Linked DNA regions of Mus musculus: region 1 is linked to region 2. The links are chromatin loops, found by intact Hi-C in ENCODE. Cell type or tissue: heart. All regions are shown on one strand. Each heading gives the region's core, and the rest is flanking DNA. Links, peaks and the distances in the headings are about the cores only.

Evidence for each region. A loop is a pair of places that touch in the nucleus more often than their neighbours do. Peaks named below come from ENCODE experiments on the same cell type or tissue, not always from the same donor. Only the 100,000 strongest peaks of a DNase experiment are listed, where the experiment ranks them.
Region 1: a loop joins it to region 2, with 15 times the contacts of the local background. A loop is called at or near these places in 2 of 42 quality-filtered maps.

Annotation. Positions count from the first base shown.
Region 1 is chr4:121,412,552-121,425,275 of GRCm38, forward strand. Gm12886 (predicted gene 12886) reads right to left here and starts at 10,548. Exons shown (of 4, transcript NM_001144948.1): 1 at 10,394-10,548; 2 at 4,900-4,997; 3 at 4,120-4,235; 4 at 2,184-2,963. The coding sequence starts at 10,526. The coding sequence ends at 2,951. In heart, for the core only: no CTCF peak of the experiment used is centred there; no DNase peak of the experiment used is centred there.
Region 2 is chr4:121,615,133-121,627,856 of GRCm38, forward strand. It overlaps Gm12887 (predicted gene 12887), which reads right to left and starts at 6,993. Exons shown (of 4, transcript NM_001099309.1): 1 at 6,839-6,993; 2 at 1,289-1,386; 3 at 465-580. The coding sequence starts at 6,971. In heart, for the core only: no CTCF peak of the experiment used is centred there; no DNase peak of the experiment used is centred there.

The sequences.
Region 1 (12,724 bases), core at 2,509-10,508, 200 kb before region 2:
ACTAAGAACCTTTTCAAAGCTAGGAGAAGGGCAGAGGAAGGGAGGGGCTATGTGCATGAGCAGGAGACTAAGGTGCTCTTAGCAGACAGGTTTGGTGTTTTGCAGTTGGGTTGTGTCTTAAAAGTTCAAAGTGGATGCAGAACACTGCTGTGTCCATAGTGATTGCATAAGTCAAGCATTTGTTCTGGGACTATTTGCAGGAGGTTAATATAGCTGGGCAAGTTGGTTCATGTCTCTTCAAGAACAGTTAAAGACTATTACCTACAGAGCCATCTAACTATCCCACTCCCTAGCAACAACCTCAGTCTTTGGTATGCTTGGGGAAATAACACATGGTCTCAACATGTATTTCTGGCTGTCTTGGATATCACTCTGTAGACTAGGCTGTTTCAAACTCAAAGACCTCTCTGCATCTGCATCCCAAATATGAATATTAAAGGCACATATCACTGTATCCAAGTTGTCCAGCTATTTTGAACTAATTTCACTCAAAGAATTGCATGAAGATGTCCAGTCAATACAAAAACCAAGTTGGGTTCTTGGTTTTGTTTTTTGTCCTACTCTTCTTTGTTTCCCAGGTTAGCCTCAGATTCATTTTGTAGCCAAGATGAGTCTGAACTTCAGACCCTACTGCCTCCATCTCATGAATGCTGAATTAAAATCATGTTCCAGCACAACCAGATTAAGTGCATCTTCTTTTTAAAAGATGAAAATTTATGTGCAACAATGTGAGAATTTGAGCCATGGAAGAGTAGATTGGAGAGATGGGATCAGACTGAGTGTGAATGTGAGTTCTAGGGCACATGTGCAGAGTTAAGCAATAGCTCTAGATTTGGTCTCTCCTTCCTCCAGGGATCTGATGATCTAAGTCAGCTGATCAGCTTGCTGGGAAATGTTTTTTTTTTAATCCACTGAGCCAACTTATCAGACTGAAATTAACAAGTGTTAAAAAGAGATATCTGTAAGAACAGAGCTATTCACTCTATTGTTCAATGTTTTTGCATCTATTTATAATTTTCTCATAAAAATGTAAAAGTAAACAAGATCAATGTATATACTGAAAACTTCTGAATACATCTAACACTCTTGTCACCTTGTCAGACATGTATTTCCAGTGTCCTGACATACAGCTCTATTTGGTGGCCATCTCAAAGCATGTACTTACAAATAATCTCTACATCCTGTCATCTCAAACCACAGTTGAACTGTCAGCCTAACAAAAAAACACATATACCCTCTGTTCCTCCCCAGTGGCTCCCTGTCTCTGTAAATGACAATACAGTTCAGCCATTTGCTCATCCTGATAACTTAGATGTCACCCTTGTTTCCTCTATCTTCCCATCAGGTTCTCTCAAAAAATAAATCCAGATTCTTTTCTCTTCTAACCACCCTGTTGAGAGCAGCCTTCCCTGTCATTCTACTCTAAGTATGACAAAAGCCTTATTGGTAGTCTCCTTGATTATATATTTGTCTCCTCCATAAGCATCTAGAGGAGTTCAATTAAGAACATCCCCTGGGTTGCAAAGGTGTTACAACAGGTAAAGACATCTGTTGCCAAGACAGACAACCTGGCTTCAACTCCTTGAATGCCATGTAGAAGAAAGACAGAAGTGACTCCTTTAAACTTCCCTCTGACCTTCACATCTACAGCATGGTACATGTGTGACCCCACACAATAAGTAATGTAAATGAAAATTAACTTTAGTGGCTACAGAGATTTCTTAGTAGGACCCAAGTTAGAATCTCCACCACCCACAGCAGTTGGTTCACAGAAGCCTGTCCTCCAGCTTCAGGGGACCTGACACCTTCTTCTAGCCTAACTGACAACCACAGCATATGCACACACTCATTTAATGTTCATACACTACCTATCACAGGGCTGGAACTTTTTTACTTCTGTGAAATCCTGTCAATTAATTGGAAAGGGCGATATGGCCACCTGATGATATTTTGTGTCCTAGAGCTTTACAATCCCAAGAATCTTCCTACTTCCTCATTAGTGATGGATTATTTGTTACACTATATTCAATGAGATCTGGCCGTTGACAGGTGCACACATCAAACTATTAATAATTTTCTTTAAATGAGTGGGAACTGGATATGAGCACTCATGTTTATAATCCTAGTATTGTACCAAGAAAATGTTAGTGATCTCTAAAAAATCAGACAGGAGCCAATCTTATGCAATTCACAGCAGGGTCTTTATTCTATTTGAGCTAGCTCAGGCCCTCCAAATGAACTGCAGTCATGCAGGACATTTTTGCTAGTGAGGGAGCCATGAATGTCTATTAGAGCAAAGCTTTTTAGTAAGCAGCAAGCAGCAAATATGTGTGTGTTAATCTAAATGGAAAGCTACTATGATCTTTAACATAATTGGCTGTTGATTGGAATCATATCATAAACTTAACTTTTTCTCCCCTTTGTATTATTGGTCATTTGGCAAGGGGTAAGTTTGTAATCTGGGGTGCAGCTGTGTTGGAGGAATAATCTGGAGACACTGCTCTTGTTGAGCATTAACCTAGAGACTGGAGCTAGGATGAGGTTTTATTATGGGGCAACTTGGAAACTAATGTTGGTACTTCCTTGTTAGTTTACTTGAGTTCAAATTTAGGTCAAGTTTTTAAAAATGGAGTCTGAACTTTGGTATTTCACTAGCACTTGGAAGGCCAATACGGGAGTGTTGTAAATTCTGATCCCAGACTGGGATAGAAAGGAAGACTCAATTTTAAAACAGAAAATGAAAATGTCATGTTGATGCAGACTAGAAAGCTAAATAATTCAGATAAAGAAATGAAAGTTGGGCTTGGAGAGAAATACATCAATTGAGAGCAGAGGCTCTTAAGTTAGTTAAGTTCCACAGGTCTTCAGTTTCATTCCCAGAAGTGACTTGGCAGCCCACAGCTGTCTGTAAATTCAGTTCCAGAGAATCATCCATTCCCTTAGACACACATCAGAAACAACACCTATATTCATAATGTAATAAAAAAACGATTTTTACAATCAGAAATTATTTAACTATTTTTCTAGCAGAATCAGAGAACATATCTCTTTTGGCAGGGTTTGTACATCTCTGAACTACTGACCTGGAAAAAAAATTTGCCTATCAGCTCTGATGATCAGATTAGAATGTTAACAATTGTTACTTTACTGATTAAGCTTTTTAAAATATACCATAGGTACCCAAAGCATACAAGTAAAATATATGTGTCCTCAAAGTCTGAATACAATTCTTATTTCACAATTTAAAAAAATGGAGAGAGGATGGGGTCATGGCTAAATCTGTGAAATTCTTGTCATGCCAGCAAAGAAATTGAGCTAGGATTACATGCTCCATTGTAAAAATAAAAATTAACTATCCAGGCACATCCACAATCTGATAATATTAGTACTGGAGAGACAGAGACAGGAGGGTTTCTTGGGCTCATCAATCAGCCAGTCTAGCTCAATAGTTCACTCCAGGTTCATGGAGAGACATAATTTATCATCCTCATCATACTTTCCAACAAGAACAGTAAGTAAATAAATACAGGTTAAAAATTTTAAAGTAAAATAGAAGCTTGCATAGATGCTTAATGGTTAGGAGGGTTTTCTACCCTTGCTGAGGATTCAAGTTCAGTGTCTAGCAAACATAATGGATGCATAGCTAACAATCAACTGTACTCTGTCTTTAGGTGATCTGATGTTTTCCTCTGGCCTCTCTAAGCACTGCACTTACATGTGCCCATACCAACTCCACAAACCATACATACATACACACAGAATAAATAAACAAAAATGTATTATAAAAATGTAAAGTACAAAGCAATTGAGGACAAAACAAACATTGACCTCTGACAACAACTCATGCTAACATAACACATGGGCACAGAGTTAGTAAGAGAGAGAGAGAGAGAGAGAGAGAGAGAGAGAGAGAGAGAGAGAGAGAGAGAGAGGCAGCTGTTGCACGTACATGTATATAAATACAAGTATAACAACCAAATAATTTAAATTCCACAATACTTACAGGAACATCTTAAAGGAAACTTCTTTGAATTGATATGGGTGGATCTCTAAATAAATACAGTCAATGTATGTGAATAGAAGAAGTCATGATTCCTCATGTAATAGAAGGACACTTACAGGAATTGGTGTTCCTTGAAGTATGCCCTAAGAATGTAGCCATGGTGCAAGTTAGGATCCTGAGCAAGACTCTGACACAGTTGGGAACAAGCATCCAGGACTTCCTTCTCAACATCCTAAAAAAAAAAGGAGCAGTGAGAAATGAAAGGATGGGACTCTTAGTAACCAGATCTTTTCTCAGGGGAAACTAATTAACGTTGTATTTGGGGGTTTGAATGATATGTCCTCCATTGGCTCAGCTATTTAGCATGTGCTCCCTAGTTTGTGGTGTTTTCATGGGATGTTATGGGGAGGTTCATCCTTGCTGGAAGATATATATTACTGGGGTGGGATTGAAGGCTTCACAGGCTTGCTTCACATCCATATTGCTCTTTGTTTCATGCTTACAGTTGAAGCTTGTTCTCTCACCTTCTCCCATGCCTTTCTGCCATGATGAACTTTTATCCCTTTGAACCCATAAGCCCATATATACTCTACATAAGTTGCCTTTCATTATGGTATTTTCATCACAGCAACAGAAATGTAACTCATACAGGTTGAGACCATCGTATTTCCACTAGGTTATCCAGCATGATGGCACATGCCTGCAATCCCAACACTAAGGAGGCTGGGGTAGGAAGACTAAGTTCCTGATTGGTCTGAGCTATAGAACACAATCTTGAATCCCAATACAAAATGAAACAAACCCAGTGATGTGTCTGTTTTCCAAGGTAGAGCTTTCAAATAGCACTGTCTATCAAAGCCCTCAGCAATGCCAGAGGGAAGGAGCTGGCATCTTACCTTTATCTTATTCTTCCCATCCTGTAGAGACTGGCCATAAGTTCCAGATTTCGGTGTTTCGTTAGAGGTTTTCATGAAAACCACGATTGCAGCGATCTCTAACCAACAAGATCAATAATGGAAACATATGAATGAAAATATTACTTTTAAAAGATTTATTAAACATATTATTCTTGTGTATGTGTATTTTTCCTACTTGTATACCTGTGCATCTCTTGTCTGCAGTAACCTCAGAAGCCAGAGAAGAATCTCAGGCCCACAGCAACTAGAGTCACACACAGTTCTAAGCTGTCATATGTGCTGGCAACAGAAGCTAGGTTCTCTGGTCTCTTAATGATTAAGCTATATTTATTTAGCCATGAAAACAGGAATTTCTATTATCTGACATTGTAACACAATATAAAAAAGAGATCTTAGTTTGGTATTTATACACTGAAAAAATATTAAAATTCCTTGAGTCTTGTTTTTATGAGAATAATTTTTTTCTTTATTATATATTTTATTTAAAATGTTATCCCCTTTTCTTGTTTCACCCCTTTAAACCCACTCCCCCAGCACCCCCTCTGCCTGCTCACCAACCCACCCACTCCTGATATCCTGTTCTGTCATTCCCCTACACTGGTATATCGAGCCTTCACAGGACCAAGGCCCTCTTCTCTCACTGATGTCCAACAAGGACAGCCTCTGCTACATATGCAGTTGGAGCAATGGTTCCCTCCATGTGTATGCTTTTTCCTGGATTAGTCCCTGGAAGCTCTGGGATTACTGTTTTTTTTTTTTTCATACCGTTGTTCCTCCTAGGGGGTTAAAAACCCCTTCAGCTCCTTGGGTACCTTCTCTAGCTCCTTCATTGGGTTTCCTGTGCTTCATCTAATGGATGATTATTAGCATACATTTCTGTATTTGCCAGGCACTGGCAGAGCCTCACAGAAGACAGCTTTATCAGGCTCCTGTCAGCAAGCTCTTTTTAGCATCTGCAATAGTGTCTGGGTTTGGTGGTTGTTTATGAAATGGATCCCAAGGTGGGGCAGTTTCTGGATGGTCATACCTTCTGTCTCTGTCCTGAAATTTGTCTCTGTAACTCCTTCCATGGGTATTTTGTTCCCCCTTCTAAGAAGGACTGAAGTGTCCACACTTGGTCTTCCTTCTTCATGAATTTCATATGGTTTGTGAATTGTATCTTGCATATTCTGAGCTTCTGGGATAATATCCACTCATCAGTGAGTGCATATCATGTGTGTGTGTGTGTGTGTGTGTGTGTGTGTGTGTGTTTGATATGGTCACCTCACTTAGAATGATATCCTTCAGATCCATCCATTTGTCTAAGAATTTAATGAGTCCATTGTTTTTAATAGCTGAATAGTACTCCATTGTGTAAATGTACCACATTTTCTGTATCCATTCCTCTGTTGAGAGACATGTAAGTTTTTTCCACCTTCTGGTTATTATAAATATGGCTGCTATGAACATAGTAGCCTCTGTAGGTCCTCACAGCCACAGGAATAGAATAGATCTAAGCACAGCTACCCAGCAGGCTGTAGAAACCCAGCTAGAGTCAGCCTGGTCCTTTCCTGAAAACACAGACCTTTTCTTCTCTCACTTATCTTGCACTCACTAATAAGTGGATATTGTCCCTGAAACTTAGATTACCCAAGATACAATTTGCAAAACTCAAGTAAATCAAGAAGGAAGACCAGTGAGTGCATGGATACTTCTTTCCTCCTTTGAAGAGCAAACAAAATACCCATGGAAGGACTTACAGAGACAAAGTTTGGAGCTGAGATGAAAGAATGGACCATCCAGAGACTGCCCTACCTGGGGATCCATCCCAAAGTCAGCCACCAAATCATATACTATTGCATAAGCCAGTAAAATTTTGCTGAAAGGACCCTGATATAGCTGTCTCTAGTGAGGCTATGCCAATGGCTGGCAAATAAAGAAGTGGATACTCACAGTCATCTATAAGATGGAACACAGGGCCCCCAGTGTAGGAGCTAGAAAATGTACCCAATAAGCTGAAGGGGTCTGCAACCCTATAGGGTGAACAACAATATGATCTATCCAGTACCCCCAGAGCTTGTGTCTCTTGCTGCATATATAGCAGAAGATGGCCCAGTCAACCATCATTGGGAAGAGAGGCCCCTTGGTCTTGCAAACTTTATATGCCCCAATACAGGGGAAGGCCTGGACCAAGAAATAAAAGAGGGTGTGTAGGGGAGCAGGGGGTGTGAAGTGTATAGGTGACTTTCGGGATAGCATTTGAAATGCAACTGAGGAAAATAGCTAATAAAAAATTGAAAAAAAAAAAACATCAGTCGCAAACTGTTCTGTTAAAATGGACACCAATCTTCACTTTACTAATTTCAATGATCAGTTTCCAAGCTGCTCATAACTGACTTATGTACGTGTGATATGATGAACTGCTTTCTACTTTTATGGTGGTAGCATAATTTTTTGTTGTTATTGTTGTTATTAGTTTTTCATTTAGGGTATCATCCAATACTATGGAGAAATTCACAAGAATCTTAGTAGTGACTAAGTAATCCACACTTGCCTTGAAATTGCAGGCATCGACCTCTTCCTGGGGTCATAGGTTTGAGCCATCAGACTTGGCTTGTTTCCTTCTTCAGGGAACATTTCTCAGTGGCTTCCAGGACATTGAGCTCTCCTGACCTTCCTACACCCCACAGGCAGTTCCCTCACTGTCTCTGTCCTGGGCTGTGTTTTGGTTGGCCATTCCTTCTCCAGAAGCTGAGGTGTACCTAGTCCTGGCACATTCACTCCTGGGATGATTTCACCCTGTGACAGGACTTTAAATTGGCCCCAGACCAGTAGATCTGAACTCAATTTCTCACCTGTGCAAACACCTCTGTAGCACTGGCCAGTTGTGTAAAAAGGTAATCAGATTGACTGATTTGTAAATTGGGTGTGCCATCACATGCCTACATCCCAGTACATCAGAGGTAGGACAAAGGGATCCTGTGTTCTCATTAGCCTAGAATACACACCAGTGTGTCTGGTTTTAAAACACAGTGCCATTCCCCCAGAAAATACAATGATCTGGTGATAGTGATACCATTTTCAGTAACCATACAACTTGGAAAGCACAAGAGGAGCAGGATTCCAAAATTACCTCCAGAACTCTGGACTTGTGGTACCTGTATTGGCAGCACTAAAAAGGAGGAGGCAAGGGTATCAATGCGGATTTGAGGCTAGCCTGGACTACATATTGAGCACCAAGAAAGCCGTGGCTACACAGTGAGACCTTGCCTTGAAATAAAATAACAAATTTAAATAAAATAGAGAGAAAGAAAAAGGAAAAAAGGAATTATATACTATATATCAAGATAAAGGACAACCCATGCTATATGAGACACTGTCTACAAAATCCAAGTTCGCTAGGCATATGATGTTAAACCCAACACTTGGGAAGAAGGAAATCAAGGGAATACTTTGCTACACAGAGGATTCTAGGTTACCTCAGGCTATATGATATAAAAGAAGACTGTAGCCAAGTTGTAGTGTAACAAAGAGTAAAGACTTTCACTACCAAACATAGTGTTCTGAGTTTATTCCCTTGGATCCACATGTGTGAAGGAAAGAATTGACTCCAGAGAAATATTCTGATTCCTTCATGTGTTGAAAGAAATGCGTGTGCGTGCACACACACACACACACACACACACACACACAGAGAGAGAGAGAGAGAGAGAGAGAGAGAGAGAGAGAATGTCTTAGATATGCTCACACTCCAAGCTACTTCACTTTCCAATCTACTTCACTTTCCAGTCTACTTCACTTTCAAATTGTCCTAGTCAAAAGCTGTGGTATCATCTCTCCCCCTTCAGCTCTCAGGCCATATCTAAACCCCTGCTGCCACTCTCAAATATGTCAAGTCCCACCACTTCCCCATACTTCATGTTACCAAACACCTGTCTCTGTACAGCTTTGAGTCACAGGCATCTCTGGAGTTTAAGATCTGCAGTGTCCCCTTGCAGCTCTTGTGTTATCTACAATCTTTTCTTAACACAGAATTACAATAGAAATGAGGACAATTGTGGGACAAGACAGACAGGTTGTCATACCTTTAATCCATAAATCCTGACACTATACAGTCTCCCTCTTCCTTTTCTTTAGTTCTTGGAATGTGCCTGGCTCTTATTCCTTTTCAGGTATCATAGCAGGAAAAAGTAAAACAACTGACTAGCAACAGGAGTAAATCCAGGGAGTCTATCAAGAAACATGAGAAAACACCTGTTATCCCTGTTGACAAGCATCAGTCTTCTTTGTGATCTCAGTTGACTATCTCTCAATCCCATTTTTTAATGAGGACTTCTCTTCAGAGATCACAGCCACAGCTTTGTTTCAGTGATCACTGGAAGGGCCTGCATGACCATCTATTGTCACAAATAGAACAACACTTACGTTTTATTTTAATTTTAACTGTACATGACCAGGCCTCCTCATGTAGTTTTGGCTGACCTGGAACTCGAAGTGAAGATCAGGCAGGCCTCAAATTTACATAGATACTGACTTCTATCTCCTGAGTGCTGAGGAATTACTTTCCTAAACTAGCTCTATTCAGGCTCTAACTACCACAATGGACTTAGAACAATTATTTAAAATGTAAAGCAGGTACATTCTGCTACCCATCTCCTCACAAGTTCCAGGTCCAATTCTGAGTTTTTACACTAGTCTTAAAAGCCCCAGCAGATGTGTCCAGCCTCTCTCCCCTTGATCCCTCTGCTCCCTCTATGACTCATCTAGACACATATAATTAGCTCATGGTTTTTCATTTTCTGTTCCTTTGTCTACACATCCATATGGTATCTTCCCTCATCCACTTCAGCTCTGCTCAGTTTTCACTCTTGCGTGAATCCTTCCCTAATTTGCTCAGAAGAAGCACAAGCTTACACCTTAGGCTCAATCTTCTTCCAGGCTTCATGTCGGTTTTGACATGTTTCCCCACTTCTTTATATGTTTCCCCCTCCTTTCTTTTCCTCCTATGATAGGTGAAAAGGTATAAGGCCCAGGCACATTTCAGGAACTGTACAAAGGGAGGAGAGCTACTGTATAGGATCAGTATTTATGGATTAAAGTTCCAGAAGGATGAAGACCACTTCATGGTCAGGTGTAGCAGATGCTATGAAGTAACTGTGTGAAGGACATGCAGGTGCGCAGTAGATCTCTATTCAGTTGTGAAGGAGTGAAAGCCTCAGTGAGCTGCCCTGAGGGAGCATTGCAGCAACAAGATCGCCTGTGAAATGGTGCAGACTGATGTCTCAGCTGCTAGGATTTTAATAAAGAGAACATGAAACCCAGCAGTACACACCTTTCCCTGAGGGCTTAGCAAAGAAATATGTGTCCCTTCCCTTCACTGTAGAGCAGCCTCAAATCCCAATTCCTGGCCCTTCCAACTTTGGCTTTGCAGATATGAATCCACAACAAAGAGGAAGAGGGTTGCCTGCTCTGTGCCAATCTACTCCTTACTCACCTGTTGCAGTCTTGAGCACTGGAGGTTTTGGGACTGATTCTGACTCAGGGTCCAGAGCCACAGGCAACTTGGCATCACAACACCAAGACAAAAGACAGACAGAAAGGAGCCACAGGGAGCAAGGTAACACCATCTTAGCTCAGTGACATCAATGAGTGCTTGTGTCCCTGACTGGCAATCAGGGTACCTTGCAGGGATTGAGGTGACCACGCCCCTGCAGGGCAGGTACCACAGCCTGAGCATTCCCTGCAGCAAAACCAACTTGACAGGTATATATTTTGTCCTTAGAACAGACCGGAAAGCTGCTCTCTGTCCTTTAGGGACTTTATACAACGCTTCCATTTTATAAGTAAAGACTTCAATATCACTATTTGAGGGTCCTCAAGGAATTGAACTGTGCCTCTTTCATCTGTGTCTCAGCACAGAAGAGCTGTCTGAATGATTTTTGGTCTTATGCAGTTTGTACCCCTCTAAATAGAAGAACTAAAATTTTGCCCCAGGACCAATGCCCCTTTCATCCAAATTAATCCTTACCATAAAGGATGCTGCACTGCATCATTTGAAATCCTCCTTAGAAACAGCTCCTGGCCCTCCCTCCAAACAGTTATATGGCCATCATTCCCCTTTACCTACCTGGCCCAGTCTGGCCCTGGTGGGGACATAGTGACATGGTTTCTGCTCCTGGAACAGGGCCCGTGTGTTAGCCTTTGAGAATGTCAATGGCTACAGTAAACAAAAGGCTTGTTTTTTAATGAAATGCAGATTTTGTGGTCCTACTATCAGTGAAGGACTCTTTCCTTCCAAGGAATATCCTTCCTATTAATTTTAATAATTCCATGATGATTACAAACAGTGTATGTCCAAGAATTGAGGGTGCAGTGATATCTCAGAAAATGGTAAATGTTGTAACCTTCAGGACCACCCTTAAGGCTATGGAAAAGAACCCTAGAAACATATGTTTGAGATTAATTTCCCAATTAAGCAAGAAATAAGTATGCAAAATGAGTTTTATCAGGGGCTTCGTGATTCTAAAGTAAAACAAAGCAGCCATGTGGTAAGCCAACTTGTTAGGCATTTACTAGGAAAAAGATAAAGAGATTAAGGGAGTGTTGCTCACAGGAGATACCACCCAGCTAAGTTTTTTTTTTTTTTTTATTGCTGTTGTTTATGCTTCCAAAAGAAGAAAGATTCCTGAGTTCAACATCAGCCTGGGACAGTGAAAGGTTAGGGTCAGGCATGTTAGAAATGTTAATTTCAGGGTAGGATCCCACCCAACTATCATATAGTCTGTGTTTAACAAAGTCATATAGAACTCTGAATTCTTTGATTTATATATATGTATATTGCTGTCTCCTAGTCATGGGATTCTGACTCATAAGAAAATTAAAAGGAAAACCTGGAGTGATATATATCATAAAAGACTGGCACTGTGGTATTTATTTGAGGTACCCAGAGTATCTTTTAAGGAACTGCTAGAGAAGAGACACACCGGCATGCATGTAGGCATGTATGCAAACAAGCACACACACATGCATGCACGCAAGGCACGGACAGAGAGATCATTTAGACTAGCAAGGAAGCAGAATATAGACAGAAAAACCTCCTGATAGAAAGTAGAACATAGAAAGAAGCAGACCTGAAAAGCTGGATCAAGCAGAACACAGGTCATCAGCTTGGATTCACGATTTGACTTCATGTCATTCTTTTTGGTGATCCCAAACACCTCTTTTCTCTGAACCCCTCTCCAAGCAGAGGTTGGTCCATGGAACAGACCAATAGGAACGAGGTCATACATATATATTCTACAAATCTCAGATGACCAAGATGGGACTAAATGATCCCCAATATGAAACTTAACCTCAAAACTTTTCCCTCTTCCATTGCCTCCCGATTGCCCCCTCATTCTGGATGACCTGAATCTAACCATGTTGACAGGTGCACCTTAACACATCAAATGCACAGAGATCCATCTCCCTCATCCTCCTGAATGCCTGGTTCACCACCACACCTAGCTTCTAAACTGACACTTTCAAATAAATTATATTTTGGCCACTCCTTAGCCTAAGAACTGGGATCCTTACCTTTTGTTTACACCAGGCTCATGACCTTTGCCTCTGCTTCTCCTTTGACCACACATTCATATGGCAAATTCCCTCATCCTCTAAGCTCTGCTCAGTTGTCTAGGGGGATCCTGTCCTAACCTTGCTCTCTCCATGCACAAGCTTACACTTCAGGCTCTCTCTTTTTTCCAGGTTTGTGCATGTTTTTAGTGCACCCTCACTGTCTGACATGTTTCACTTATTTCTGTACATTTTCTTTCATCACTGGGAG
Region 2 (12,724 bases), core at 1,981-9,980:
TGAGGACAAAACCAAACACTGACTACTGACATCAACTCGTGCTAACACATGTCCACAGAGTGAATAAGGAGATAGTGGGGGAGACACACACACACACAGAGGGAGAGAGAGAGAGAGAGAGAGAGAGAGAGAGAGAGAGAGAGAGAGAGAGACAGATAGAGAGACAGAGAGAGAGAGACAGATAGAGAGAGAGACAGAGAGACAGAGAAACAGAGACAGAGAGACAGAAAGACAGAGAGAGACATAGAGAGAGGCAGGGGGTGCATATATATATATATATATATGTATATATATATATATATATATGTAAGCATAACAACCAAATAATATAAGTTCCACAATGCTTACAGGAACATCTTAAAGATAACTTCTTTGAATTGATATGGGTGAATGTCTAAATAATTACAGTCAATGTATGTCAATAGAAGAAGCAGAGATTCCTCATATATTAGAAGGACAATTACAGGAGCTGGTGTTCCTTAAAGTATGCAACAACAATGTAGCCATGCTGCAATTTAGGATCCTGAGCAAGACTCTGACACAGTTGGGAACAGGCATCCAGGACTTTATTCTCCACATCCTAAAAAAAACCAAACAAACAAACAAACAAAAAAACAAAAAACAAACAAACAAAAAATAGCAGTGAGAGAGAAATGAAAGGATGGGACTCTTAGTAACCAGATCTTTTCTCAGGGTAACTAAAGTTGTGTTTGGGAGTTGGAATGATATGTCCTCCATTGGCTCAGCTATTTAACATATGTTCCCTAGTTGGTGGCGATTTCTTGGGATGTTATGGGGAGGTTCAGCCTTGCTGGAAGACATATATCAGTGGGGTGAGATTGAAGGTATCACAGGCTTGCTTCACTTCTATTTTGCTCTCTTGTTTCATGCTTACAGTAAAGTCTTGTTCTCTCACCTTCTGCCATGCTTTTCTGCCATGATAAACTCTTAATCCTTTGGAACCATAAGCCCATATAAATTCTACATAGGTTGCCTTTCATTATGGTATTTTTATCACAGCATCAGAAATATAACTCATTCAGGCTGAGCCCATCATATGTGCACTAGGTCATCCAGCATGATTGCACATGCCTGCAATCCCAACACTAAGGAGGCTGGGGCAGGAAGATTAAGTTCCAGACTGGTCTGAGCTATAGAACAAAATCTTGCATTCCCAAACAAAATGAAACAAACCCAGTGGGTATCTGTTTTGCAAGGTGGAGCTTTCAAATAGCACTGTCTATCAAAGCCCTCAGTAAATGCCACAGGGAAGGAGTTAGCATCTTACCTTCATCTTATTCTTCCCATCCTGTAGAGCCTGGCCATAAGTTCCAGATTTTGGTGTTTCATTAGAGGTTTTCATGGAAACCACGATTACAATGACATCTAACCAACAAGATCATGTTGGAAACATATGAATGAAAACATTACTTTTAAAAGATTTATTAAACGTATCATTTCTTGTGTATGTGTATTTTTCCAACTTGTATATCTGTGCATCTCCTGTGTGCAATAACCTCAGAGGCCAAAAGAGGATCTCAGGCCCACATCAACTAGAGTCACACACAGTTCTAAGCTGTCATATGTGCTGATAACAGAAGCCAGGTTCTCTAGTCTCTTAACCATTACGCTATATTTATTTAGCCATGAAAACAGGAATTTCTATTATATGACATTGTAACACAATATAAAAGAGAGATCTTAGTTTGGTATTTATTCACTGAAAAAATATTAAAATTTCCTTGACTCATGTTTTCATAAAAGAATATTTTTTTCTTTATTAGATATTTTATTTATTTGCATTTCAAATGTTATCCCCTTTCCTCGTTTCACCCCTTTAAACCCACTATCCCATCCACCCTCTGCCTGCTCACCAACCGACCCACTCCTGATACCCTGTTCTGGCATTCCCCTACACTGGGACATTGATCCTCCACAGGACTAAGGGCCACTTCTCGAACTGATGTCCAACAAGGCCAGCCTCTGCTACATATGCAGTTGAAGCATTGGGTCCCTCCATGGGAAGCTTTGCTTGCGGTTTAGTCCCTGGGAGCTCTGGGATTACTGGTTAGTTCATAGTGTTATTCCTCTTAGGGTGCTAAAACCCCTTCATCTCCTTGGGTACTTTCTCTTGCTCCTTGAGTAGGGGCCCTGTGCTTCATCTAACAGATGACTATGAGCATCCACATCTGTATTTGCCAGGCACTGGTAAAGACTCACAGAAGACAGCTTTATCAGGCTCCTGTCAGCAAGCTTTTTTTTGGCATCTGCAGTAGTGTCTGGGTTTGGTGGTTGTTTATGAAATGGATCCCCAGGTAGGGCAGTTTCTGGATGGTCGTTCCTTCTGTCTCTGCCCCGAACTTTGTCTCTGTAACTCCTTCCATGGGTATTTTGTTCCCCCTTTTAAGAAGGACTGAAGTGTCCACACTTTGGTCTTCCTATTTCATGAATTTCGTATGGTTTGTGAATTGTATCTTGCATATCCTGATTTCTGGGCTAATATCCACTCATCAGTGAGTGCATATCATGTGTGTTCTTTTGTGATTTGTTTACCTCACTTAGGATCATATCCTCCAGATCCTTCCATTTGTCTAAGAATTTCATGAGTCCATTGTTTTTATTAGCTGAATAGTACTACATTGTGTAAATGTACCACATTTTCTGTATCCATTCCTCTGTTGAGAGACATCTGGGTTTTTTCCACCTTCTGGTTATTATAAATAAGGCTGCTATGAACATAGTGGACTCTGCAGGTCCTCACAGCCACAGGAATAGAACAGATCTAAGCACAGCTACCCAGCAGGCTGCAGAAACACAGCTAGTGTCACCCTGACCCTTTCCTGAAGACACAGACCTTATGTTCTCTCACTTATCTTGCACTCACTAATAAGTGGATATTGGCCCAAAAACTTAGAATACCCAAGATACAATTTGCAAAACTCTAGTAATCAAGAAGAAGGAAGACCAATGCATGGATACTTCATTCCTCCTTAGAATAGCGAACAAAATACCCATGGAAGGAGTTACAGAGACAAAGTTTGGAGCTGAAATGAAAAGATGGACCATCCAGAGACTGCCCTACCTGGGGATCCATCCCATAGTCAGTCACCAAAAGCAGATACTATTGCATAAGCCAGTAATATTTTGCTGAAAGGACCCTAATATAGCGGTCTGTAGTACAGCAATGCCAGTGGCTGGCAAATACAGAAGTGGATGCTCATAGTCATCTATTGGATGGAACACAGGGCCCCCAATGTAGGAGCTAGAAAAAGTGCCCAATAAGCTGAATGTGTCTGCAACCCTATAGGGTGAACAAAAATATGAACTAACCAGTACCCCCAGAGATGCATATGTAGCAGAAGATGGCCCAGTCAGCCATCATTGAGAAGAGAGGCCCCTTGGTCTTGCAAATTTTATATGCCCCAATACAGGGGCAGGCCTGCACCAAGAAATAAAATCGAGGTGGGTGGGTGAGCAGGGTGTGTGAAGGATATAGGCCAATCTTGGTATAGCATTTGAAATGTAAATTAGGAAAATAGCTAATAAAAATATTGAAAAAATATCAGTCTCAAACTATTTTGTTAAAATGGATACCAATATTCACTTAACTAATTTCAATGATCAGTTTCCAGGCTGCTCATAACCGACCTATGTACATGTGGTATGATGAACTGCTATCTACTTTTATGGTGGTAGCATAATTTTGTTGTTATTGGTGTTTTGTTATTGTTATCAGTTTTTCATATGGGGTATCATCCAATACTGTGGAGAAACTCACAAGAATCTTACTAGCAACTGAATAATCCACATTTGCCTTGAAATTGCAGGCATCTACCTCTTTCTGGGGTCATAGATTTGAGCCATCAGACTTGGCTTGTTTCCTTCTTCAGGGAACATTTCTCAGTGGCTTCCAGGACATTGAGCTCTCCTGACCTTCCTACACCCCACAGGCAGTTCCCTCACTGTCTCTGTCCTGGGCTGTGTTTTGGTTGGCCATTCCTTCTCAAGAAACTGAGGTGTCCCTACTCCTGGCATAGTCACTCCTGGGATGACTTCACCCTGTGACAGGACTTTAAGTAAGCCCCAGACCAGTAGATCTGAACTCGATGTCTCACCTGTGCAAACACCTCTGTAGCACTGGCCAGTTGTGTAAAAAGGGAATCAGATTGAATGATTTGTAAATTGGGGGTGCCATCACATGCCACATCCCAGTACACCACAGGTGGGACAATGGTTTCCTGTGTTCACTTAGCCTAGAATACACACCAGTGAGCCTGGCTTTAAAACACAGTGCTCTTCCCCCAGAAAATACAATGATCTGGTGATAGTGGTACCTTTTTCTGCAACCCTACATCTTGGAAAGCACAAGAGGAGCAAGATTCCAAGGTTACCTTTAGAACTTTGGACTTGGGGCACCTGTATTGGCAGCACTAAGAAGGCAGATGCTAGGGAATCACGGGATTTGAGGCTAGCCTGGACTACATAGTGAGATCCAGGAAAGCTGTGGCTACACAGTGAGACCTTGCCTTAAAATAAAATTGCAAATTTAAATAAAATAGAGAGAAAGTAAAAAAGGAATTCTATACTATATATCAAGATAAAGGACAACCCATGCTATATGAGACACTGTCTACAAAAACTAAGTTAGCCAGGCATATGATGTTAAACCCAACAATTTGGAAGTAGGAGATCAAGGGAATCCTTGGCTACACAGAGAATTCTAGGTTACCTCAGGCTATATGGAATTAAAGAAGACCATAGCCAAGTTGTAGTGTCACAAATGAGTAAAGACTTGCACTACCAAGCATAATGTTCTGAGTTCAATCCCTGGGATCCATATGTGATAATGAAAGAATTGACTCAAGAGAAATGTTCTCTGATTCTTTCATGTGTTGAAATGTGTCACACATGCACAAACACACACACACACACACACACACACACACACACACAAACAGGGAGAGAGAGAGAGAGAGAGAGAGAGAGAGAGAGAGAGAGAGAGAGAGAGAATGTCTCAGTTGTGCTCACCCTCCAAGCTACCCAACCTTGGTAAAAAACTTCACTTTCAAATTGTTTCAACCAAAAAACTGTGGTATCATCTCTCCCCCTTCACCTCTCAGTCCATATCTAAACCCTTGTTGCCACTCTCAAATGTGTTAAAGTCCCACCACTTAACCACACTTCATGTTACCAAACACCTGTCACTGTACAGCTCTGAGTTACTTGCATCTCTGGAGTTTAAGGTCTGAAGTGTCCCCTTGCAGCTCCTGTGACATCTACAATCTTTTCTTAACACAGCAACTACAACAGAAATGAGGACACTTGTGGGACAAGACAGACATGTTCTCATACCTTTAATCCATCAATCCTGACACTATACAGTCTCTCTCTTCCCTTTCTTTAGTTCCTGGAATGTACCTGGCCCTTATTCCTTTTCAGCTATCATAGGAGGAAAAAGTAAATCAACTGCCTAGCAACAGGGGTAAATCCAGGGATTCTCCAGGACCAACAGGCCACTAAGCTTAATGTTATATGGGGAATCTCCTTGAGAAGATTTTTGAAGAGAATGAACCTTCACAGCTAATAAGCCCGAGTCTATCAAGAAACATGAGAAAACACCTGTTGTCCCTGTTGACAAGCATCAGACTTCTTTGTGATCTCATTCGACTGTCCCTCAATCCCTTTAATTTTAATGAGGTCTTCTCTCCAGAGATCACAGCCACAGCTTTGTTTCAGTGATCAATGGAAGGGCCTGCATGGCCATGTATTGTCACAGATAGAACAACACTTACATTTTATTATAATTTTAACTGTACATGACCTAGTCTCATGTAGCTTTGGCTGACCTTCCATTCAAGGTGAAGAACAGGCAGGCCTCAAATTTATAGAGATCCTCCTGCCTCTGCCTCCTGAGTGCTGAGGAATTACTTTCCTAAACTAGCTCTATTCAGGCTCTAACTACCACCATGGCCTTAGAACAATTATTTAAAATGTAAAGCAGGCACATTCTGCTACCCATCTCCTCACAAGTTCCAGGTCCAATTCTGAGTTCTTACACTAGTCTTAAAAGCCCCAGCAGGTGTGTCCAGTCTCTCTCCTCTTGATCCCTCTGCTCCCTCTATGACTCATTTGGACACATATGGTCATGGTCTTTCCATTTGCTGTTCCTTTGACTACACATCCATATGGTATCTTCCCTCATCCACTTCAGCTCTGCTCAGTTTTCATTCTTGCGTGAATCCTGCCCTAATTTGTTCAGAAGAAGCACAAGCTTACACCTCAGGCTCAATCTTCTTCCAGGCTTTATGTTGGTTTTGACATGTTTCCCTACTTCTTTATATGTTTCCCCTCCTTTCTTTTCCTCCTATGATAGGTGAAAAGGTATAAGGCCCAGGCACATTTCAGGAACTGTACAAAGGGAGGAGAGCTACTGTATAGAATCAGGATTTATGGATTAAAGTTCCAGAAGGATGAAGACCACTTAATGCTCAGGTGTAGTAGATGCTATGAAGTAACTGTGTGAAGGATATGCAGGTGCCCAGTAGATCTCTATTCAGATGTGAAGGAATGAAAGCCTGAGTGAGCTGCCCTGAGGGAGCTCTGCATGGACAAGATGACCTGTGAAACACTGCAGGCTGATGTCTCAGCTGCTAGGATTTTAATAAAGACAACATATACAGCTCTTCCTGAGGGCTCAGAAAAGGCATATGGACCCCTTCCCTTCATTGTAGAGCACCCTCAAATACCAATTCCTGGCCCTTCCAGCTTTGGCTTTGCAGATATGAATCCACAACAGGAGGGGAGTTGCCTGCCATGTGCCAATATATTCCTTACTCACCTACTTGAATCTTGATCACTGGATGTTGTGGGACTGATTCTGACTCAGGGTCCAGAGCCACAGGCAACTCGGCATCACAACACCAAGACAGAAGACAGACAGAAAGGATCCACAGGGAGCAAGGTAACACCATCTTAGCTCAGTGACATCAATGAGTGCTTGTGTCCCTGACTGGCAATCAGGGTACCTTGCAGAGTTTGAGGTGACCACGCCCCTTCAGGGCAGGTGCCACAGCCTGAGCATTCCCTGAAGCAAAACCAACTTGACTGGTATGTATTTTGTTCTTAGAACAGACTGGAAAGCTGCTCTTCTGTCCTCTAAGGACTTTATATGATGCTTCCATTTTATAAGTAAAGATTTCAATATGGCTATTTTAGGGTCCTGAAGGAATTGAACTGTGCCTCTTTCTCTCATATGTGTCTCAGCACAGAAGAGCTGTCTAAATGATTTTTGCTCTTATTTATTTATTTTGTACCCCTCTAAATAGAAGAACTATAATTTTGCCCCAGGACGAATACCCCTTTCATCAAAATTAATCCTTACCATAAAGGATGCTACACTGCATCATTTGAAATCCTCCTTAGAAACAGCTCCTGGACCTCCACTCCAAACAGTCATATGGCCATCATTCCCCTTTACCTGCTTGGACCAGTTTGGCCCTGGTTTGGATAGAGTGACATAGTTCCCATCCCTGCAACAGGGCCCTGTGTAAGCCTTTGAGAATGTCAATGGCTACTGTAGGCAAAAGGCTTGTTTTTAATGATATGCATATTTTGTGGTCCCACTATCAGTGAAGGACTCTTTCTTTCCAAGGAATATCCTTCCTGTTAATGTTAATGACTCCATGATGGCCACAAACAGTGCATGTCCAGGAACTGAGGGTGCGGTGATATCTCAGCAAAATGGTAAATGTTGTAACCTTCAGGACTGCCCTTAAGGCTATGGAAAAGAACCCTAGAAACATATATTTGAAAATAATTTCTCAACTAAGCAAAAAATAAGGAAGCAAAATGAATTTTATGAGGGGCTTCATGAATCTAAAATAAAAAAAGCAGCCATGTGGTAAATCAACTTGTTAGGCAATTACTAGGAAAAAGATAAAGAGATAAAAGGGAGTGTTGCTCACAGGAGATCCCACATTTTTTTTCTGTTGTTTATGATTCCAAAAGAAGAAAGATTCCTGAGTTCAACATCAGCCTGGGACAGTGCAAGGTTTGGGTCAGACATGTTAGAAATGTTAATTTCAGGGTAGGATCCCACCCAACTATCCTATAGTCTGTGTTTAACAAAGTCATATAGAACTCCAAATTCTTTTAAAACATATATATATATATATATATATATATATATATATATATATATATATATATTTGCTGTCTCCTCGTCATGGGACGCTGTTTCATAAGAAAATCAAAAGGAAAACCTGGGGTAAATGACTGCAGTGATATGTATCATAAGAGACGGGCACTGTGTTTTGCAGTAGATGAGGTACCCAGAGAATCTTTTTAGGAACTGTTTGGAGACAAGACACACAGGCATGCATGCAGACATGTACGCACACAAGCACACACACATGCACGCAAGCATGGCATGGACAGAGAGATCTTTTTGATTAGCAAGCAAACATCATATAGACAGAGAAACCTCCTGATAGAAAGTAGAACATAGAGAGAAGCAGACCTGAAAAGCTGGATCAAGCAGAACACAGGTCATCAGCTTGGATTCACAATTTCATTTCACGCCATTTTTTTTTTTTTTTGGTGATCCCAAACCCCTCTTTTCTCAGAACCTCTCTCAAAGCAGAGGGTGGTCCTTGGAAACAGACCAATAGGACCTAGGTCACACATAATATAGAAATCTCAGATGACCAAGATGGGACTAAATGATCCCCAACATGAAACCTAACCTTAACACTTTTCCCTCTTCCCTTGCCCACTGCTACCTCCTCATTCTGGATGACCTGAAACTAACCACATTGACAGGCATATCTTAACACATCAAATGCACAGAGATCCATCTACCTCATCCTCATGAATACTTGTTTCACCACCACACCTAGCTTCTAAACTGACACTTTAAAACACCTTATATTTTGGCCACTCCTTAGCCTAAGAACCTGGATCCTTTCCTTTGGTGTATATCAGGCCCATGACCTTTGCCTCTGCTTCTCCTTTGACCACACATTCATATGGCAAATTCCCTCATCCTCTAAGCTCTGCTCAGTTGTCTAGGTGAATCCTGCCCTAACCTTACTCTCTCCATGCACAAGCTTACACCTCAGACTCTATCTTTTTTCCGGGCTTAGTGCATGTTTTTAGTGCACCCGCACTGTCTGACATGTTTCCCTTATTTCTGTAGATTTTGTTTCATCACTGGGAGGCATGTTCCATGAAGATGAGGAATTCAGTCTGTTTCCCACTCAGGTGTAGTGGGTGCTGGGGGGTAACTGTGTGGAGGACATTCAGGTGCCTGGTAGATCTCTATTCAGGTGTGCTGGGGAAAAAGCCTAGCTCTCCAGGAGCAGGGTGGCTTGAGTTTTAGATGCTTCAGGCGATGCACAGCTGCTAGTATTTTGACAGATAGCATAAACACCAGGAGTGCACAGCTTTCTTGGGAAATGATCAAAAACACATGATGCTTCCCTTCTGGTGCCAAGTAGCCTCCAAATCTCAAATGCTTTATAGAACTTGCTCTTCAGAATTGAACCAATTTGGTGAAAGGAAGTGGGCCCCCTGCTCTGTGCCCATCTACTCCTCACTCACCTAAATTATGCCAAAATACTAGAGTTATTGGACCTGAATCTGATGGTGGCTCCAGACTCTCCTGCACCAAGGCATTCTAACAGCAGGAGAGAAAGACAGACTGACAGGAGACATAGGGATCTAGGTAACTCCACCCTAGCTCAGTTAGTCAACAAACTCTTGTGTCCTCAGGAGTTAATCCAGTTGCCTTTCTTGGGCCCAAGTAAACACACCCTTGCTGGACACCAGAATCTGAGCATTCCCTACATCCATCCATTGGTGACGTTTATTTATTTTGAGCTTACAATGCAGTAGAAGCTGCTCTTAACAAAACTGGTAAGGTTGAGGGCTACTCCCTGCCCACCTCTACCTGCTCTGGAATAAGTGACCATGTCATCCCACTGAGGGTGACCATGACAATCAGTCACCTAGGGAAAACAGCTAGAGTGCTTCCCCATGCAAATAGAGCATCCTTAGCCTCTCACAATGAGCCAATGGGAAGCATGAACTCCTGAATCCCACCCTACCCTTCAATTTTTATAAAGTTCCTGTCCACGTGGAATAATACACACATGTGTTTTCGCTGAGGATCACGTGAGAGTGTACATTTTATTGGTGTGGGCAGGTAAAACATCTCTGTCTCTCTTTTGTGAGTTTTAAGACTTCATTTTCCCCTACTTGATCAAAACCTGTGGGCCTGGGTAACAGAGTTTTTCCATGGAGATCCCTGGCCAGGCCTGGTGCAAGAGTTTTGGTGAAGGGAAGCAAGTATGGGCAGGGAGACAAATTTTCTGCCATGCTTTCCAGGTCTCTCAGTAACACTAAGCCACTCTGCACTGAGTTGGGTTGGGTTGGGCTGGGCTGAAGAGAAGCTGTCTATCCAGTGAGGAGTGCAGCGAACCACAGGTGGAGCTTTGGGAAAGAAGTTCTCTTCCCACGTGTGACAGCTCTTGGAACAAAGGACTCAGACGATGGGATAGAGTAGTTCTTGCACACCTTCAATTCCCTGGATAGGATTTATATACAGTTTTGTGGGTGATTCAGGGATCAACAGCAGGTACCTCTCATTGCCTTGGACTAAGAGCTTGGGGGAAACCTTTATTTGCATGTGGCAAGGCTTGGTGCTACTCCTAAGTGACTGATATCCACACACCGCTCCTGCAGGGGCTGTGGGGCGGTAACTTCGACAGGAGTCAGGGATGCAGGAGACATGATCAAACACCTTCCTTCCTACGTAGGTGGAAATTACCACCTATCGGGACCCTGGGGTTCTAGACCTTTACTTCACTGGAGACTAAGATGTCTGTGTGCAGCCCAGTGCCCCACAAATCCCCCTTTTTCTTTTCATAAGGGAGAGGTGTCACCAGAATAACTGTCTCCTATGTAGAGAACAGTCTGATACTGAACCATGATCTGATTGGTAGTGATTTTTGCAAGGATACTCATCTGCTGCTTTGAAAACTGAATGAGACAGGGTGTCAAGAGAAGCCAGACTCCAATGGCTAGTATAGGGCCATGGAGGGGAAGAACTCAGACTATCATGGGGTTAGAATACCAAAGGCTAGGGGTGTTTGGAGTATAGAGTGCCTGGAGGTTCTTTCAGAGTTCTTTGAGCATTTGTATATCTTCTTTTACCAGCCCAGATTCATTGACATAAAAGCGACATTTCTCCCTCAGCAAAACACAAGTCCCTTCTTGTTCAGTAGTCAGTAAGTCCAGGCTCTCTGGTTTTGGAGAGCAACTCCTGCTATGGGGTTATCTGGCTGTCTGTACTGAAAGCCATTGCCCGGTCAAGCTTGTCTTGGAAGTCACTGGCCAGATGTGTTTGGACAAGGGTTGCTCCAACAGTTTCTGTTGCCCCCAGTGAGACAGCAAGGCCTAGTCAAATGAAGATCTTTCTCTTCTTTAAGCTTTCTCCCATTTGCAAGATGAGTTCTTCTGGTTTATAGAGATAAACCTGGGTGACAATTATCACAGGGGTGGAGTTCAAGAGCCTTGAAAAGTTGGGTTAATACAGGCACCTGTAGTGCCTTTGCACCAGAGGAGGGCAGGAGGATTAACACATACTGATTTGGTGATGCTGATGTCATGGACACATCTAAGATGGGGTTTTGAGGAGGGTCTTACAAGGCAAAGGGGGGGGGTAAGTCAAAGAAGGAATGTCCTGTACTTTCCTCGTGGGTAGGGTTCCATGGAGGTCATGAAGCGAAATGTTAATGGGAACAGCTGCTAATAATTGTAGGGAGAGAGAAGCACAGAAAAAGCATTGGGAGGAGTTAGGGTGGATTGTTAAGGGAAGGAGGTCAGCTGCATATTGGATATACTGTAGCCAGAAGAGGGTAGCTTACAGCCCCTTCTGATACTGATTTTTCTGTTAGATAATGAGGCAGGGACAAGCTCAGGGTCAGCTACTGGTTATATGGCATAGCCATTTGCTTAGTTTATGTATGACTCCAGTCTGCCAATGTTCTTCCCATGAATCGCTGATGGAAAGCTGAAAACGAGTTTTAATGTTGATGAGCATTGTGCCACCATAACTGGTGGATTCCATTCTGCAGCTCCAGTATCTGTAACCTCCATATGTGGAAACCTCCTGGAGACATTCACCTGTGTTTTGGCAAGGAAAGCAGAGAAAGGGGCTGGGCATAGTGTAGATAAAATCTGGGTGTAAAGGGATCTCAATCCTGGTTCGACATTCTTCAGGTGGACAGTCCTGGGTCCCTATAAGTTTGTTGTATCCATTGTAGGTTTCCCTAGCACAGAGCCTCCAATAGTAGGGGTGGGAAGGCTTAGAAGAGGCTGGCCAGCAGCAGTTATCATGAAGAATGACAAAAACAGCCAAGAGAATAGAGGAGAGGGGGGGGTGTGGAGGGCACATGGCCTGGGCAGCAGTCACCAGGTCATGGATGTCCTTCTAGGAGATCTTGTTGTCCTTCTGTGGTGATTTCTCTGCATATTCCTCCTCTTCCTATTCTGTCCTTGATCTTTCAGTGAGAGGCAGGCCATCTTCTTGGTTGGTGGGGTGGTATCAGACATTTCTGGCAGGAACCCAGACAGGCTTATGCTGGTCCTGTGGAAAGACACAAGCAAAACCCATCCTGGTTGTAAGGAGGGGGTCTTTTTCCTTCCAAATTCCATCCAAAGG